2 separate regions of the Homo sapiens genome follow, and region 1 is linked to region 2. A link is a loop called in an ENCODE intact Hi-C map of the cell type or tissue named here. Cell type or tissue: PC-3. All regions are shown on one strand. Links, peaks and the distances in the headings refer to the core of each region. The heading gives the core; the rest is flanking DNA.

Region 1 (2,925 bases), core at 300-2,799, 96 kb before region 2:
CAGAAATTTCTTTTAAATGGAATTGACTGTGGTAATTGACCACTGTTAAAATGGTATATGATGCATAATTTTTTTGAGACAGACTGTCATTCTCTCGCCCAGGCTGGAGTGCAATGGCACAATCTCGGCTCAATGTAACCTCCACCTCCCAGGTTCAAGCAGTTCTCCTGCCTCAGCCTCCTGAGTAGCTGGGACTAAGATGCATGCCACCACACCTGGCTAATTTTTGTATTTTTAGTAGAGACGTGGTGTCACCGTGTTGGCCAGGCTGGTCTCGAACTCCTGTCCTCAGGTGATCTGCCTGCCTCAGCCTCCCAAAGTGCTAGGATCACAGGTGTGAGCCACTGCACCCAGCCTATGTTGATTATATTTCTAAGCAAATCTAAAATACATTCATATTCTTATTATTTATTGAACATACACAACAGTTCAGCATATGCCTAGATGATAAACATATGGCAAACACAGTTATCTAAAAAAAAAAAAGAAAGAAATCACTGACACATTCATTTTCCAGATAGAATATACCTTTAATTATAATTTGCAAGAGCCTAAGAATATAATGTCAATATTGTAACCCATTAGGAAAATAGTTCGATATGACATATTTTTGCATCAAAAATTACTTTTAAATGGAATTGACTGTGATAATTGACCATTGTTAAAATAGTATATGATGCATTTTTTTTTTTTTTTTTGAGATGGAGTCTCACTCTGTCACCTAGGCTGGAGTGCAATGGCACAATTTCGGCTCACTGCAACCTCTGCCTCCCAGGTTCAAGCAATTCTCCTGCTTCAGCCTCCAGAGTAGCTGGGACTACAGCTGCATGCCACCACACGCAGCTAATTTTTGTATTTTTAGTAGAGACAGGGTGTCATCCTATTGGCGAGGCTGGTCTCAAACTCCTGACCTCAGGTGATCCACCAGCCTCGTCCTCCCAAAGTGCTGGGATTACAGGCATAAGCCACTGCAGCTGGCCTATGATACATAATTTTAAAAGCTGCCTCATTTCATAAGGAAGGCCATGTAATACATAGTTTCTGATCAGCCATCTAATTATTACTAGAAAGCAAAGTTTATAATGCCAGTCAATGTGGAATTTAAGTCTAAGTATTTTCCTAATTATATATCTCTATATATTGAAGTTAGATACTAAGGTTTCTAAAATGCCATAGGGTTATGATTAAAACTAATAACTATATTTTCTGTGACACAAGATGACTCAGGGGCTCTCAGACAATAGCTACTTTGTCTACATTAGTGGCCTCATCATTTCCATTAAATAGCTATTTACATTGTGAAAATGTATGCCGTGATATAATGGCTAGAAATGCATTTGTCTGTTAGAATAAGAAAATCTCTTCTGTAGTAGAGCACTGTCATCTTTATAATCCTAGTGAAAGTCAAATAAAATAAACAGCATCTACTTTAAATCATCTAAGCATAATGTTAGTATTCTGCTGTAACAGAAAAAGGAACTGTTGCATCAGCTATAAATCAAACACCTTCAAGATTCCCATCTGCATTTTTTCAATTTAAAACACTACATTTTACATAACATTTTGGAAACTGAAACGCCAGTTAATTAGGTTCATATGGAATCTATTTATCTAAGTGAGAATTCAAGTCGAACATATTAGAAATAATACTGTATGGGTATAAATGTAGAGATGCTGTTCTTTATTGCTGGCCTCCTCCTTTTCACAGGAGAGATTACTTCAGTAGCTACTGAACTACAGGCATTCTCACTGTTTTAAAAAAAATGCTCCATGAATATATTTTGATGATAGTTATATTCTAGTAAACAGCCTAGAAAATAGTTGTTTTCCAAAATTTAACATTGTCCAGCCAGACACATTCTTAGCAGCACCCAAGATTTTTTTCCACTAAGTGATGGAATATTTGTAAATACTGTTCATGCAGAGTTTATTGCAGCTACAATTCTTAGGAGCAAATAAAGTTTGCCTTGTAGCAAACTGTATTGCCTTGAGGCTCTCTTCTAAGGGGGAGCTTCATGACATCTTTGCCAGAATTTTCCAAGGAAAAAGGAAGTATTTTTTGGGATAGGAGATATAGGCCAACAAAGAATAAGGAGGTTTTTGCTTTTTGTGTTACATTTGCTTCCAGTTGTGGTAGAAAGTCATAGCGCCTTCCTGGAACAATATTTTATAGGACATTGGTGACATTAGATTTTCTGATAGTGTTTGAACGACTGTCCTATAAACTTTCATCAAAAGTCAACCACATTTCCTGTTTATTCATTCACTCACTCATTTATTCATTCCACAAACATTGACCCTGTTACAAGAGACAAATTAGTTAATATCCCTGCCCTGGGAGAATTCAAACTCATCTGTATTCTTTTCCTGTAATCTCTCTTAGCAGCCCAACCAGGCTTTTAAGACATTAGGAGGATAAGAAGCAGTCTCAATTTAGTCCCAACCTGTTAGATCCAACCACAAACCATGTATGTTAAGGTAGTGCTCAGTTTTACAGTCACCTTCAGGAAGCAATTCTGAGAATTAGCACTGTATAGTTTAAGAAACGTTGATTGTTTTTGATGCTTCAGTAAAATAAGCCTCAGAACTGAAACTGAGTCATGTATAAAAATTCAGGTTTTACAGTCAGAGTGCCAGGTTGATCTCACCTATAACCTATTAGCCATTTCTTCTGACACACTCAAGGTCAGGCTTTCTCCTTTCACTTAGACACTCAAACTTCAAACTAATGTGCACAGAGTCACCTGATAAAAAATATGGATTTCTGGGCCCCATAGCTTATGAAGTGAATCATAATCAAGGGTTGGGCCTAGTCACAGTCATTGGCTTTTTTATTTGCTCCAGAGACAAGTATGCACACTATCGTTTGAAATCTAGACCTAGAGAGACAACTGAGATGACCTCTTAACCCAATCATGTTAATAT
Region 2 (2,925 bases), core at 199-2,698:
GGGCTGCCAGTTAAAACCAATAATCTATAGATAATATAAAATCAGATCTAGCATTTATTTTCAAATCTTTCTCAAATAGAAGTCACACTTGACATTTTCTCTTTATATTGGAAATCGGTCTTCACTTGCTAATACAAAGGAAAACTTCTTTCACCTACTCTGGAGCCTTCTCTCAAAGCTACTGGCTAAGTGGATACCAACCAGTCTATCAGCCATAGAAATATGTGACTGAGGAGGAATCTTAAAGCAGAATATCAAGAAGGCAATATAGAATGATAGAAAAAAAAATGTAAGTTTTGAGTCAGGTAGATCTGTGTTTAATTCCCAGACTTAAACGAAGTTCCTATGTTATCTCTCTGATAACATATTATATTATCATTCATAGTTTGAGCCTGGTACCACCTATGAGGATGAAGTGAAGAAAAACATAGGTAAAATCCCTAGTAAAAGCATAATTTATAGACCTTTCTGAAAAACTATGTTCCTCCACTACTAGGAATGCTAAGTGTCAATCTTAGAAATGGAGACAGGCTGCCTTTAGCCTTCCTATAAGGTGCCCATATTAGTTGGGATTGTGTTTGACTATGAATTGTTTTTAAAATAACAAAATAACGTTACTTAGAGAGGACAAGTATAAAGGAGGCAATTTGGGATGATTATGGCAGCTCCATTCCATGATCTCTTCAGGGACCTAGTTCTTTCCAGCTACCATTCTGTCATAGCTGGACCCCACAGTGCAAGATGGTAGCATCTGCATTCCAGGTAGCAGGATGGAGAAGAAGCCAAAGAGAGGAAGGGCCACGGTGTACATTAGCTGTCTTAAGGAAGTTTCCCAAAAGCTGTCATGGGATAGTTGTCTTCTATCATATTGGTCGTAACTTAAGACACATGGCATCATATTGCTGCAAGGGAGACGGGGCTACGTAGTGGGACTGGGATTCTGAGTGGTCATAAGATAGACTAAAATTTCTGTTAAAATGGAGAAAGGGAAGGTGGATTATTGGGAGACAACTTACAGTTGAAACCAAGGGCTAACCTGATTAGGTCTGCCAAGCTTAACCTGCCTTGCTTGTTTTTAGCTACTTGCCTTTAGTTGATTTTAAAATCTATGTAGCTAAAGGTCATGTGGCTAAGCAATATATAACTGAACTTGCACTAGCTTCCTCACAGATAACATCTCTGACATATAGGTCACCATGGTGATGGTTACTGAAGTTGTTTTTCAGGAACTTAGAGTCAGCTCTAGTCCAGTTCAAGCCATTTGCGACCACTGACCCTGCTTGAGTGTTCGATAGGTACACTTTTGATGTTCTACCTACAGATCATGCTAACACCACCACCATGTGAACATGCATCCTATGAAGAGCCATGAAGCTTGGCTATGCTTGCATAGTTCACTGATAACCTCACTCTTCTTTACTGCCAATGACTTTTCCTCATACTTCAGACTACCTCACTCCTCTGTCTCATAAATATCCTTAAAATCCCATCTTTAGGGAAGCAGATTTGAGACCTGTTCTCCCACCTCCTTGCTTGACTGCCTCATGAATAAACTCTTTCTCCGCTGTAAAACTTACCATCTCAGGGATTGGCATTCCATACGACAGGCAGAATGGACATGGTTTGGCATCACAGTCTGTGTCTCAGAGGCCTTTTTATCTAAGGACAGCAGGGGGGGTAACTTGACATGTGTCCATTCTTATCCTACTGATTGTCCCCACTAAAAACTAAAACAGCTGCTTGCTCTGCCCTTCTGTTCTACCTTCATTAACTCTTTGCAGGGATAAAACTGGAGAGGCTCACTGGGGATAGGTGCCCAGGTTTAAATGCTTTCTAATTTTCATTGTCCACCTTTTGCTGTTTCTGTGGGTGCCTGGTTACTTCCAGCAGCAAATTAAGATATATAATCAATGGAAAAAAGACTTTTGGTTTTCTTTTAAAAATTAATTTCTGAAACAGCATTGCTAGTTTCCTCAGTTTTAATGTGCTCTAAAATTGTCAGTGTTAAGTGGAAAGGAAATAGAGACAAGCCCTTCTCAGTAGAAGGAGTACTGAATGTTTTTCTTCACATAATTAACTATTACTTCTCAATAACAGACTTTTAGGTTTAGAAGCAAAGTATCTGACACACAATAGGACGTTAATACATGTGTGAAGACTGAATGGAAAGAGGGAAAGAGAGAAGGGAAGAAAAGGAAAAAAGAGGGGAGGAAAAAAGGACAGATGACAAACAGAAAAGAGGGCAGAAAACAAGGTCTCTCACCACATAATTAACTCATCACCAACAACTCGAAAACCCATCCAAGAGACAGCAAGCTCTGCTCCATCATGAAATAAGAATGCTATGGCTACTTATCGATGCGCTGTGCCTCAGATGGAGCTAAAATCTGTGTCTATATAATTTCCACTCACTGGTTCTATTCTGCCCTCTCCAGAAACAGAGCTTTAGTTTCCATGTCAGAGTATATTCATTTTAGGCAAGTGCTTTCTGACTAGTGTAAGGATCAATTCCTTAGTATGAATCTGGTGTTTAAGTCGCAGTATTGTTTGTGCATTTTACAAACACAGACAATAATGTATACACAAGTTGCTAAATTAGGTTCAAAGAATGAAAATGGGTCATAGGAAAGCTCCCCACCTCCTCAGAACTCTCTGTCACATTCAGAAATCAAGAAAGAAGGAAAGAAGGAAGGAAGGAAGGAAGGAAGGAAGGAAGGAAGGAAGGAAGGAAGGAAGGAAGGAAGGAAGGAAAGAAAGAAAGAAAGAAAAAGAAAGAAAGAAAGAAAGAGAAAGAGAAAGAAAGATGTTAGCATCTGCAAAGATCCAAAAAAGAAAGCAAATAAAAATAACTCGACTTTGGTTAAGGGGCTGATAAAGTTAAGATACTTCACTGAAACATGTATGTCCATGTTTAGATCTTAATCA

The links. Hi-C counts contacts between places; a loop is a spot of excess contacts. Peaks named below come from ENCODE experiments on the same cell type or tissue, not always from the same donor. Only the 100,000 strongest peaks of a DNase experiment are listed, where the experiment ranks them.
Region 1: it touches region 2 in a loop (2.2-fold over the local background); 6 of 110 quality-filtered maps call a loop at or near these places.

The regions. Positions count from the first base shown.
Region 1 is chr7:17,138,955-17,141,879 of GRCh38, reverse strand. All of the region lies in intron 1 of LOC107986772 (a long non-coding RNA gene), which reads right to left. All of the region lies in intron 9 of LOC101927609 (a long non-coding RNA gene), which reads left to right. Among named protein-coding and RNA genes, the nearest start is that of AHR, 160 kb to the left of the region's middle. In PC-3, for the core only: no CTCF peak of the experiment used is centred there; DNase peaks (open chromatin) are centred at 1,249 and 2,269; H3K4me3 peaks cover 1,114 bases; H3K27ac peaks cover 2,500 bases.
Region 2 is chr7:17,043,353-17,046,277 of GRCh38, reverse strand. LOC124901595 (a long non-coding RNA gene) reads left to right here. Exons shown (of 4, transcript XR_007060239.1): 1 at 1-2,925. Among named protein-coding and RNA genes, the nearest start is that of AGR3, 160 kb to the right of the region's middle. In PC-3, for the core only: CTCF peaks have their summits at 1,433 and 1,641; no DNase peak of the experiment used is centred there.